2 separate regions of the Homo sapiens genome follow, and region 2 is linked to region 1. The links are chromatin contacts, found by Hi-C or POLR2A ChIA-PET in ENCODE. All regions are on one chromosome and are shown on one strand. Each heading gives the region's core, a stretch centred on a gene start or an enhancer-like site at or near the end of the contact. The rest is flanking DNA. Distances are from core to core; before and after follow the strand shown. Region 1 overlaps NR5A2 (nuclear receptor subfamily 5 group A member 2). Region 2 has its middle 160 kb from the start of NR5A2.

Region 1 (6,026 bases), core at 612-3,111:
CCTTTAATACAAAGAGTATTTCTCCCATTTTATGATGAGAATAATTGGGAAAAAGAAATTCAATACTTTATCTTTCACTTCTCAGCCACCTTTGGGGAACTTATATTTTGTATATCAGGATGGCTGTGCTATGCATAACTTCTTACAGATCTTGATATGCTATCTTTCATCATTATATTCAGATATAAACCCAATAGTTGTAGAGATTACTAACAGTGAGTAAAGGAAAGGCTATCTAGAAATATGGAAGACATAAAGGGATTGTCTTGGGACTGACCTACAGAGTCCTTGCCTCATGGGGACAGATTCAACAGGGCAATGCTGACGTCTTAGGAAGGGAGTGTGTAGGCGGTGTGTATGTTGGGTGGGAATGGGAAAGGCAGTATAGTATCATAGCCTGCATATTCTTCTCCTTTAATCTAGAATAGGAAGAATATGAAAGTAGAGGTAATAAGAAATATGCCATAAGACACACCCTCTTCAGACAGTGCAAAAGAGCTAGGTGTGGTTTTGCTAAAAATCTAGCTAATGTGATTCTGATTTCAAAATCATTACCTTGCAGCTTGTGTAGAATGTTTTCCCCTGTTTAACTGGCCAGGACAAGGAAACTAAAATATTTGTCAAAACTTGTGCCTTACAATGTTGTAAATGATGTTTCCATGTCCCTCCTTTTGAGATTTAAGCTATCTAGTGGGAGTGGGTGCCCATACTCCACCCTGCCGAGCTGTAAGCAATTGTAAGAGGGGCCACTGACAACTTCACCTCTGAGTCTTCTGGGACTGAGACCCAGAATAAATGCTAGGCCTCAGTTCATCTCCCAAACAGAATCACTTTCTCTTGTTTTTCCCCCAAATCGGAAGGAGTGTCTATCTAGATTTTATGTCCAGATAATTCCAAGGTTCTATCATTTGGTATCTATGGTTTTGTATTTTGTAAACTTCCAAAGGACTTCATTTCCCAAATCACAAATTTCTTTACATTTGAAATAGAGAAATCAAATTATCATTAATGTATTTCTTTGCAGGAAAGAAACTGGGCAATATTATATTTTAAAAAAATAACTTACAGAAAAAAATAGGAAGATTGTTCTTTACTCTTATATGAAAGAGGCATAGTGAAAGAGCACTGGGCTTGGATTCAGAACACCTGGATTCCCATCCTGTTTCTGGCACCTGAGTAGCCTTATATAAACCACAGCCCACCTAGCCTGAGTTTCCTCTTCTATAAAATGATGTAGTTGAACGAAATGTAGCTATCAGATACTTTCAGCATTGATTCAGCAAATATTAATTAAGCACCTGCGGTGAGCCTAGTACCAGGGTGTGATTCAGCATGTAACAGGATGGGGGTGTCCCCAGTCCAGGTAATGAAAGGGTAGACCATTCACAGTGTCAAAGACAGAAAACTAGATAGGACCTATTACTCTTAGCATGCTATGTTTAGGGCACTGGCATAAATATTTCCCACTAAATATTCTACACTATCTAGAAATTTTTAACAAAGCAAAAATTGTTGTTTACCTAGACTTAATCTTTCTGTAGTTTAGGGCCAAACTTCGACTGTTGGAGCTCCATCTTCAATTGCTACTACTTTCTATGAATCCATTTCTGGGAATCTCTGAAGGCATAGACTGACTGTACACTTAGCACTGTGACATTAAGGGGACATTTAAATTGTGTGAAGGGACAAGTCCTCTACTTGTCCCTGGGGAACTGAGCAGAGGAATTCTCCCAGGAGCCTTTGTACCCAGAGAATTCCCATCACTGAACAGTCCTTAGGGACCTCTCCTTTACCTCTGCCCTAATTTCGGTTGTACTTTTGGTGAGTAATATTTAGGCCACTCGAATTCTTTTCTCCTTTCTTTGGCCAACTGCCTGATGGAAGCAGCCAGCCAAAAAGGACCCAAGGACATTTTAGCCTCTATAAGCCTTTTTTTTTTTTTCCTGGCTTTGTAAAGCAACCTATGAAGGAAGAAGTTGCATTAAATGACCTCAAGGGAGCCACGGAGCATGCCCTCTGGAATATCCCTCACCTTCTCCCTTTCTTCTTAATCCTACTATGCCAAGGACCTTCATTGTGCATCTATTTTACAAGCTGGAGGGCAACCAAAATCTTCCTTAATTTATGCCATAATCACTGATATCCAGATGATGGGTCTGCTGCACACCTGGATTTCTTTTATTTTATTTTATTTTTTGAGATGGAATCTTGCTCTGTCGCCCGGGCTGGAGTGCAGTGGCGCTATCTCAGCTCACTGCAACCTCTGCCTCCCAGGTTCAAGTGATTCTCCTGCCTCAGCCTCCCAAATAGCTGGGACTACAGGCACGTGCCACCATGCCCGGCTAATTTTTGTATTTTTAGTAGAGACGGAGTTTCACCGTGTTAGCCAGGATGATCCTGATCTCCTGACCTCGTGATCCACCCACCTCGGCCTCCCAAAGTGCTGAGATTACAGGCATGAGCCACCGCGCCTGGCCACACCTGGAATTCTTTTTTGGCTGATGGCATTGTTGCCTTTAAGGCGGTGTCTGGAAAATGAGAATTACAAACATAACCTCATTATGCTATTAGAAAAATGACCATCATATTCACAACTGCCTTCTTGACATTCCAAGCAACCCAGAGGAAAATATATCAAGCTGAGAAGGATTCTGTTTTTATTACTTGAATATTATCTGCCAGGTTAGACATGTGAGAACATTGCTTTAATTATACATAAGAGATTTCTAAACTGGAGAACAGGAAACAGGTAGTGGTCATAAATGAAACAATACCCAGAAAGAGAAGGCACTGGAAAATATTTCTCATTAATCTACTTTAAAATATTTCTTTTCTAGTTCATGAACATTTTGCATCACCTGAAATATTTTCCTTCGTACTTCATTTAGCATCTTTCATATTTTGCCTTTATTTATTTATTTATTTGGATTTCAGTTTAAGTATTTTTAACAGGATGTCTGCTATGTGGTGTTTTTAATAGGGTGTCTGTTAAGTTTTAGTTCTTTGCCCAAAGTTACCTGGTTAGTGAGAATACCAAGATGGGTGCCCAGGTCTCTGAGCTCCAAAGCTATGCATTTCCTTATAGTGTTTAGCAGCCCTGGCATCTGCTATAATGGAGCCTAAAATATATGCATTCTCTCCATGTCTGTGTTGTCTTGGTTTATCTTTGTAATAAAACAGACCATTAGAAAGTTGTGCTCTAGGACCAAATCGTCTTGGCTCTTCTTAACATTGCCATCAGCGTACACTGAGGGCATTCAAAAGAACACTCTCTGTGAGGCTAAATATTGTATCTACTGTGGGGATATTGTTAGAGCCCTGTTTACATAATCTGGAATTCTCTGTCTTGGAAAAACCCACAAATTTTGCTCAGGAGTCCAGTAGTAGGAGAAGATGTTTTGCAAAAAAGTGCTTTGATTGTTATCTCATGTACAAAAAGAAATCATGTCAGTAATGGGCTCTGGCTACAAGGAACCAAATTGTGGCTCATTTCCAACAACTGAAACAACCCTTATGGAGCTTATTTTGGGGCTGATCCTGATCCTTGGCTTTGACTTATTTTCCTGCCTTTATTTCCCTTTATCCTCATGTCTTCATTTATCCCATTCATCTTATATGTGAGTTTATTCATCTCACATGTAAACTGCTTCCAAATCTTTTCTTAAGGATGTGACATTATCCATATCTATATATGCATACATACAGATATTTACTGTTGAATTATTGATTCCACAGAGTGTAATACTTTGTATGCTTCCTGATGCACTAAGTATTTTGCAGGGCTATGTCTTGTTGGTCCAATTCATTTATAAGTTCCTTGAGGATAACAACTAGGTGTTATATTCATTCAAGTCTTGAGAGTCCCCAGCACTAATATATGTTGTTCGCTTTATTGTTGATTGGAGTATATCCACAATCTGAGAAGATAAATGATTCCTAGGTTAAACATGCCCTTGTACAAATCATCCTTTTTCATACCAGTGTCAAAAAATCAGGGGCTAGGTAGGCTATGAAGTTTGTCAATACACGAATTGCTATGTTCTTTACTTTGCAACTTCATGAAAGAGTCACCCTACTGCACTAGCTGAATCATCATGTTGAGCACAACTCTTAAGGGAAGTATGGGAAAGCTAACCCAGGAGTGGCAGAGACCTCCTTTTCCTCCTCTATCTTAACATGTGTACATGCTTTGACTTTGAAGCAATGGAATGTGATTGATTCCATAAGCCACTTTCAAAAATAGTCCCATTACCTGTTAGTGCTCACCTTAATCAGATCATATAAATTATATGTGGCTATATATGGAAACTTAAGAAACAGAAAAGTCTACCAGGACTGCGGTGACAAAATTCCTGAGTCCCCAGATATGATGAACTTATCATTAGTTTGTAATTAATTGATATTTCAACAAGAAGCTTTTTGAAACGTGGTTAAGAGGAAGAATAAAAGCTGGCCAAACTTTGTCCTTTGGTTTGATAAATTCTGAGAATGTAGCTATAATTCTATGCAAAAGAAGCAGACTAAGTTACATTATATACCCTGGTGATTATATGTTTCTTCACAGTGCTGTTTAACATTTACATACAATACTGTAAACCTCAAAGATGTCACTCACTTATGTAATTACCTCACAGTTATATAAATGAAAAACCTGACATTTAATAAGTGACACTAGCATATCTTTATATAAAGTAGTGTTACATTTAACATCCCTGGGGACTAGGTATATCGTGTATACCATGCGGATGGATGTTCTGGATGAATGAAACTTAACTTTGGAAACATTGCACTTTGAAAGAATTTTTAAAATTTTTGATAAAGACTCTCTAATACAAATCGCACCATTCCATGACTTTTTAAACAGAGGATTTGATAAGCCTGTTCCCAATGACTTGTCATGGTTGTGAATGCTCACTGTTGGACCCTAGGTTACAGAGTGGTTTCTTTAGCGGTTCCTGAAGTCTAGGCCTCTGACTTCCTGTACTGAGTGACTCTGGATTGAGCTGTTCAAGAAGCAGAGGACCAGCCTGTTTTGCTTTCTGTCTACCCCTTCTGCTGACAGCTATCATGTTCATTTCCCAACTGCTGTGCTATTCGTTCACTTTACACCTAAACATGTGAACGTTGGGCAGGACCGAGGAGGCCCTGCTTCCATGGAGATTAAGGATGTCAGCAGAATGACAGCCACTAAACTCCACCCCTACCTCTGCTTTACTTCCAATTTTACTTCCCTTTACTCCCATTCCCAATTTATGAAGTTCCCAAAATCTGGCCCCAAGACAATGAAAGCTTATTTTGTACAATTTAATTTTCAGTCTATATGCACTCAAGTTTTGAACCGCTTACTCTAAGAATTTTGCACAATCCAAATCCATTAATGCAGGTTAACATATTACAAAAGGTTACATGAATATAGGAATGATAGTATGGGATGGAGTTGATCAGGGAAGACTTCCTGAAGGAGGCGCCTTTTAGAATGGTTTCTCAATGCATTGATGGATATTTTAGGTAAGGTATAATGCTATATGCCTTGTTGCTAGGACCATGAACTCTTCAGATATTGGCTCTGCTGCTTATTTGCTGTGTGACATTTGGAAAGTTACTTAACTTTTCTACCTCAGTTTCCTCATTGGTAAAATGAGGATTATAATAAGTTCTGCTTCATTGAGTTGTTGTGAAGATTAAATGAGTTCATGCATGTAAAACTCTTTTTTTTTTTTTTTTTTTGAGTTGGAGTCTCACTCTGTCACCCAGGCTGGAGTGCAATGGAGTGGTCTCGGCTCACTGCAACCTCTGCTTCCCAGGTTCAAGCAATTCTCCTGCCTCAGCCTCCCAAGTAGCTGGGATTACAGGCACATGCCACCACGCTGGGCTAATTTTTTGTATTTTTGGTAGAGAGGGGATTTCACCATGTTGGCCAGGCCGGTCTCAAACTCCTGACCTGATCCACCCGCCTTGGCCTCCCAAAGTGCTGTAATTACGGATGTGAGCCACCGTGCCTGGCCTGCATGTAAAGCTTTTAGGAC
Region 2 (5,571 bases), core at 2,012-4,511, 85 kb after region 1:
TCCAATATGCTCTTCTATCTCACCCTGTATCACAAACATATTTTATGTTTGCTTCAGGGGTGATTCACATGTGTGACTGCATGTCAGCTCCCACTCTAAGTATGTTGTTCATCCAAAAACTAGACAGTGAAAGTGGCATCACGCCATTCATATGAAATGTTTAGCGTCATTACACAACATCAGAAGAAAGAGCTGCGAAGGGGATTAGAACTGTGCTTTGTGGCTCAGAGAGTAGAAACCCGTAAGGTAGGTAAATATTTTGAAGGGGAAGATTTTGACACAATGTGGAAAAAGAAAGCTTAATGGTCAAAGCTGTCCAAAAATGGAACTAACTATATTAGAGGCTGGTGACCTCCTAGGAACTGCTCCACCTGAGGCTGGACCTGACAACAGTGTTGGGGATGTGACTCCTACATGGAGTGGCTGGGTAATGTTTAATGACCCTCCAGAACTGACAGTCTAAGATTCCAGCAGGGCCAACAAAACAGACAGGTCTAAACCTTCAGGAAGGTCCTCTTTGCTCACTTCTCCCCGCAGGGAAGATTTGCTTGTGCTATTAGAGTCTGCTAGAATGGCGAGATACTGAGAGGCACAATCCAACCAACTCCAGAGACCTAAGTATATAAGGGAGAAATTCATGAAGCTTGTTTTAGTATTTATTTATGATGCATGAGAAAAATCACAGCCTGCCAAACATGTTAGACCAATTCATGTTTACAAACAGGAAAGAGTTAGCATTCTGAAAATGTGTCTACCTTTTGGAAAAATTGTATTCCTGTCTTTGCCTCTGCTTCTCCAGTATCTGATATGTAGTGGGAAGAAGCTCATGGTCAAGGTGCTGGTTCCCACATGCATATACCTCCTCTGTGTGAGGGTCAAAAACATTCTCTGGTTAGATGATGTCACCTAGGAACATTGCTGGTGCTTGTCCTCCCAGCCCTTCCTCACAGCTCACCCCACCATCTGATGAAAGACAGCCAATTGAAAAAGTTGCACTGGGCTGGGCGCGGTGGCTCATGCCTGTAATCCTAGCACTTTGGGAGGCTGAGGAGGGTGGATTACCTAGGGTCAAGAGTTTGAGACCAGCCTGACCAATATGGTGAAACCTCGTCTATACTAAAAATACAAAAATTAACCAGGCATGGTGGCATGCACCTGTAGTCCCAGCTACTGGAGAGGCTGAGACAGGAGAATTGCTCGAACCCAGCAGGCAGAGACTGCAGTGAGCCGAGATCGCGCCACTGCACTCCAGCCTGGGCAACAGTGCAAGACTCCATCTCAAAAAAAAAAAAAAAAAGAAAAGAAAAGAAAAAGTTGCACTGGAGAAACCCAGAACATCCATAAAAATGTCTTAATATTTTTATTAATTTTATTTGTATTAATTAGTTGAATAAAAACAATGTATCCCATATCCAATATTTCTCACTTGAGAAATATTAATTGTTCCAGGCAATGATCTAGTTGAGGAAATGACCCAAAGAACACATACTAGAGAGATTTCATGAAAATAATAGCATCTATGTTTAAGCACTACGTGCTGAGTTTTGAGTGCGATATGCTATGGCAGACAGTTATCTCCCCAAAATGTATCCTCTCTTTTTTTCCTGGACACACAGCTGCCCAGCTGAAGACTATATTTTCCGGCTTCCTTTGTAGTGAGGCACGACCAAGTGAGTAAGATGGGGCTGTGGCAATGGGATGTGAGCTGAAGTGACAAGCATACCTTTTCAGTCTTCTCCATCGGTAAAAGCGAGTCACTTTCCTTAGTCGTTGGCGCCTAGCCCTTTCCCTGGCTGGACCCGAGGTGCAGACAGCAATCCAAGATGACCAGTGATTGAAGAGCAACAAGAAAGCTGTAACCTTGGGTCCCTGAATGGCCTGGTAGTGTCCACAGACCAGCCTCAAGTGACAGAGAAATAAACTGCTCTCTTATTTAAGCCACTATATCTTGGGGTCTCTTTATTTCCAAAGCTTAGCATTTACCTTAATATGCAAACATGATTTCATTTAATCCTCATAACGACCCCTTCTTGTGACTATGAAAACTGAAACTTACAGACGTACATAACTTGTTCAAAGTCCTGCAGTTAGAAAGTGACAGAGTGAGGGTTCAAAAACAGTTCTGATTCTAAACCTCAGGAGTTCGGAACCTGAACCACTTAGCTACAGTGTCTTCCTGAAAGCACACACCAAGGTGTCCTGTAGAGTCAACATTCACTCCAACAACTGAGCATTTTCTTTAGGACCTAAAAGAAGCAGGCTGGGCATGGTGGTTCATGCCTGTAATCCCAGAACTTTGGGAGGCTGAGGTGGGCAGATTACCTGAGGTCAGGAGTTCGAGACCAGCCTGGCCAACATGGCAAAACCCCATCTCTACTAAAAACACAAAAATTAGCCAGGTGTGGTGGCACATGCCTATAATCCCAGACACTTGGGAGACTAAGGCAGGAGAATCACTTGAACCCAGGAGGCGGAGGTTGCAGTGAGCCAAGATCACACCACTGCACTCCACCCTGGGCAACAGAGTGAGACTCTGTCTCAAAAAAATAATAATAACAAATTAAAAAGAAAAGAAGCAATAGTGACAGATACATTTCTAATAATTGCAACACCAAATAACTAGAAATTTTCTTGACCTTAACAAGAGCCTAGACAAGCACAGTTATAACCACAGACATCCAAAACAAGGGTCAGCTGCTCAGTGCCGTGGGAGCATTGACAACACAGACATTCTATGAGTCTTACATAAATGAGAATTTTGAGGTGGTGACCTTTATTTTCTATACCACCTCAACGGGAAACATTGGCATAACCACCACTTATTAGCCCTGACTATGTTGTAACTATAAGAGCTATACTAATTTTTATACCTTGGTTTGATTAGTAGTTTCCCTGTTTATTTTATCACAAAATCACTTGAGCCATGTTCTCTATACATTAATTATTACAGACTACACAAATAGAAAGCAATTATGTTAGAAGAGAAAACATGTTGTGTCGATCATTTCTGCTCACATTACTTTGCCATCAGTGCAGTTAGCAAGGTACTGGCTGTTTAAAAAAATTTTGTCCCAAAGATTTTCCCCAGAAGTAAATTAAGACTGCCAAAAGGTCTCTGCCATAGAGGTGGAACAAGCTTCTATAAATAAGTGTGGAAACACGTGTTACATTCCCCCTGAGTGTTGCTGTAACAGGCTTTATTTCGCCTCTGCTCTTGCCTTGGGGCCTTGTGTTATTTGAGTGTCAAATGTTCCTGCAACTATTGTGTGGCCTGGATTCCAGCCAAGCTCCTTGGGCAATGCCCGATCAGTGCTCACTCATCCTCTCTACTTCCCTTAAAGAAGTCTTAAAGTGGCACAACCACCTGGGGAGAGAGAGAAAGCCTGTCATCTCTCGCTCTCTTTTTTTTTTGTTTTGAGACAAGGTCTTTCTCTGTTGCTCAGACTGGAGTGCAATAGCATGATCATGGCTCACTGCAGACTTGACCTCCCAGGCTCAAGTAATTCTCCCACCTTTGCCCCCTGAATAGATGGGACCACAGGTGTGCACCACCATGCACAGCTAACATTTTGTTTTGTTTTGTTTTCTGTAGAGACAGGGTCTCCCTGTGTTGCCCAGGCTGGTCTCAACCTCCTGTGCTCAAGAGATCCTCCCACCTCAGTCTCCCAAAGTGCAAGGATTACAGGCATGTAATGGATTAATGCAGAATCTAGGAAACAAAACATAGAAGAGATGGATTGTTAAACTCCATCTCTCCCTTTTCGTTTCATCATCTGATTTTGGGGAAGAACCTGCCTTTCCTCAACCTACCAGTAAAAGAAAAGGCAATAAAACACACCATTATCATGGGTTTATTTCACATCTTTAAAAATAATCATCTTGGCTAAACTAAGCAAAAAATAAAAGTGGCATGACAGTGGTTTCTGCTTTTTGTGCTTCTTTTCTGTTTTTGCTTTGTTTCATTTTAATGTAAAGGAAACTCAAATGAGGAGCTTGTTTGTCTTCAACACTAACATTCAGGCTCTTTATCCAGCCATATTTGTGCCTGAAGTGTTATTAGCCAAAGATAATTTTACAGAAGGTACAAGATTTAAATGTGGATGCTGCTTACAAAGGCATAAAAGGCTGAATAACAGATGACTGCTGGGACATGAGAAGTGAGAATCAAAAAGCCAAGGAAGGGCCACCCACAGATAGAGAAAAGAAGACACGGCAGGGGACGGGGGTGGGAGCGGGTGGAGCCAAGATAGCCGAATAGGAACAGCTCCAGTCTACAGCTCCCAGCATGAGCAATGCAGAAGACGGGGGATTTCTGCATTTCCAACTGAGGTACCAGGTTCATCTCACTGGGGAGTGCCTGACAGTGGGTGCAGGACAGTGGGTGCAGCACACCGTGCGTGAGCCGAAGCAGGGTGAGGCATTGCCTCACCTGAGAAGCTCAAGGGGTCAGGGAATTCCCTTTCCTAGTCAAAGAAAGGGGTGACAGATGGCACCTGGAAAATCGGGTCACTCCCACCCTAATACTGCGCTCTTCCAACAGGCTTAACAAACGGCACACCAGGAGATTATATCCCACACATGGCTCGGAGGGTCCTACACCCACGGAGCCTTGCTCATTGCTAGCACAGCAGTCTGAGATCAAACTGCAAGGTGGCAGCAAGACTGGGGGAGGGGTGTCTGCCATTGCTCAGGCTTGAGTAGGTAAACAAAGCAGCTGGGAAGCTCTAACTGGGTGGAGCCCACCACAGCTCAAGGAGGCCTGCCTGCCTCTGTAGGCTCCACCTCTGGGGGAAGGGCACAGACAAACAAAAGACAGCAATAACCTCTACAGACTTAAATGTCCCTGTCTGACAGCTTTGAAGAGAGTAGTGCTTCTCCCAGCATGCAGCTTGAGATCTGAGAACGGGCAGACTGCCTCCTCAAGTGGGTCCCTGACTCCCGAGTAGCCTAAATGGGAGGCACCCCCCAGTAGGGGCAGACTGACACCTCACACGGCCAGGTAATCCTCTGAGACAAAACTTCCAGAGGAACGATCAGGCAGCGGCATTTGCAGCTCACCGATATACGCTGTTCTGCAGCCACCGCTGCTGATACCCAGGCAAACAGGGTCGGGAGTGGACCTCCAGTAAACTCCAACAGACCTGCAGCTGAGGGTCCTGACTGTTAGAAGGAAAACTAACAAACAGAAAGGACATCCACACCAAAAACCCATCTGTACGTCACCATCATCAAAGACCAAAGGTAGATAAAACCACAAAGATGGTGAAAAAACAGAGCAGAAAAACCGGAAACTCTAAAAATCAGAGCGCCTCTCCTCCTCCAAAGGAATGCAGCTCCTCACCAGCAATGGAACAAAGCTGGACAGAGAATGACTTTAATGAGTTGAGAGAAGAAGGCTTCAGAAGATCAAACTACTCCAAGCTAAAGGAGGAAGTTCAAACCAATGGCAAAGAAGTTAAAAACTTTGAAAAAAAATTAGATGAATGGGTAACTAGAATAATCAATGCAGAGAAGTCCTTAAAGGACCTGATGGAGCTGAAAACCATGGCACAAAAACTACATGACAAATGC

What was found. Hi-C counts contacts between places; a loop is a spot of excess contacts on that map. ChIA-PET counts read pairs that join two places held with the same protein, here RNA polymerase II (POLR2A).
Region 2: a loop to region 1 is called in a map of endothelial cell of hepatic sinusoid, with 2.9 times the contacts of the local background. The contact joins two enhancer-like sites. A Hi-C loop is called at or near these places in 2 of 168 maps with a recorded cell type or tissue (PC-3 and endothelial cell of hepatic sinusoid). POLR2A ChIA-PET finds 5 or more read pairs at or near these places in 3 of 52 experiments (BJ, CD8-positive, alpha-beta memory T cell and GM12878).

Annotation. Positions count from the first base shown.
Region 1 is chr1:200,097,415-200,103,440 of GRCh38, forward strand. The region is part of intron 5 of NR5A2 (nuclear receptor subfamily 5 group A member 2); the gene reads left to right. LOC107985244 (a long non-coding RNA gene) reads right to left here. Exons shown (of 3, transcript XR_001738358.2): 3 at 3,868-3,917. Among named protein-coding and RNA genes, the nearest start is that of NR5A2, 73 kb to the left of the region's middle. Within about 2 kb of position 1,862, at least 2 of the 41 ENCODE cell types and tissues checked have a DNase peak (open chromatin) inside an H3K27ac peak, as active enhancers do.
Region 2 is chr1:200,181,135-200,186,705 of GRCh38, forward strand. No RefSeq gene overlaps it. Among named protein-coding and RNA genes, the nearest start is that of NR5A2, 160 kb to the left of the region's middle. Within about 2 kb of position 3,262, at least 12 of the 41 ENCODE cell types and tissues checked have a DNase peak (open chromatin) inside an H3K27ac peak, as active enhancers do.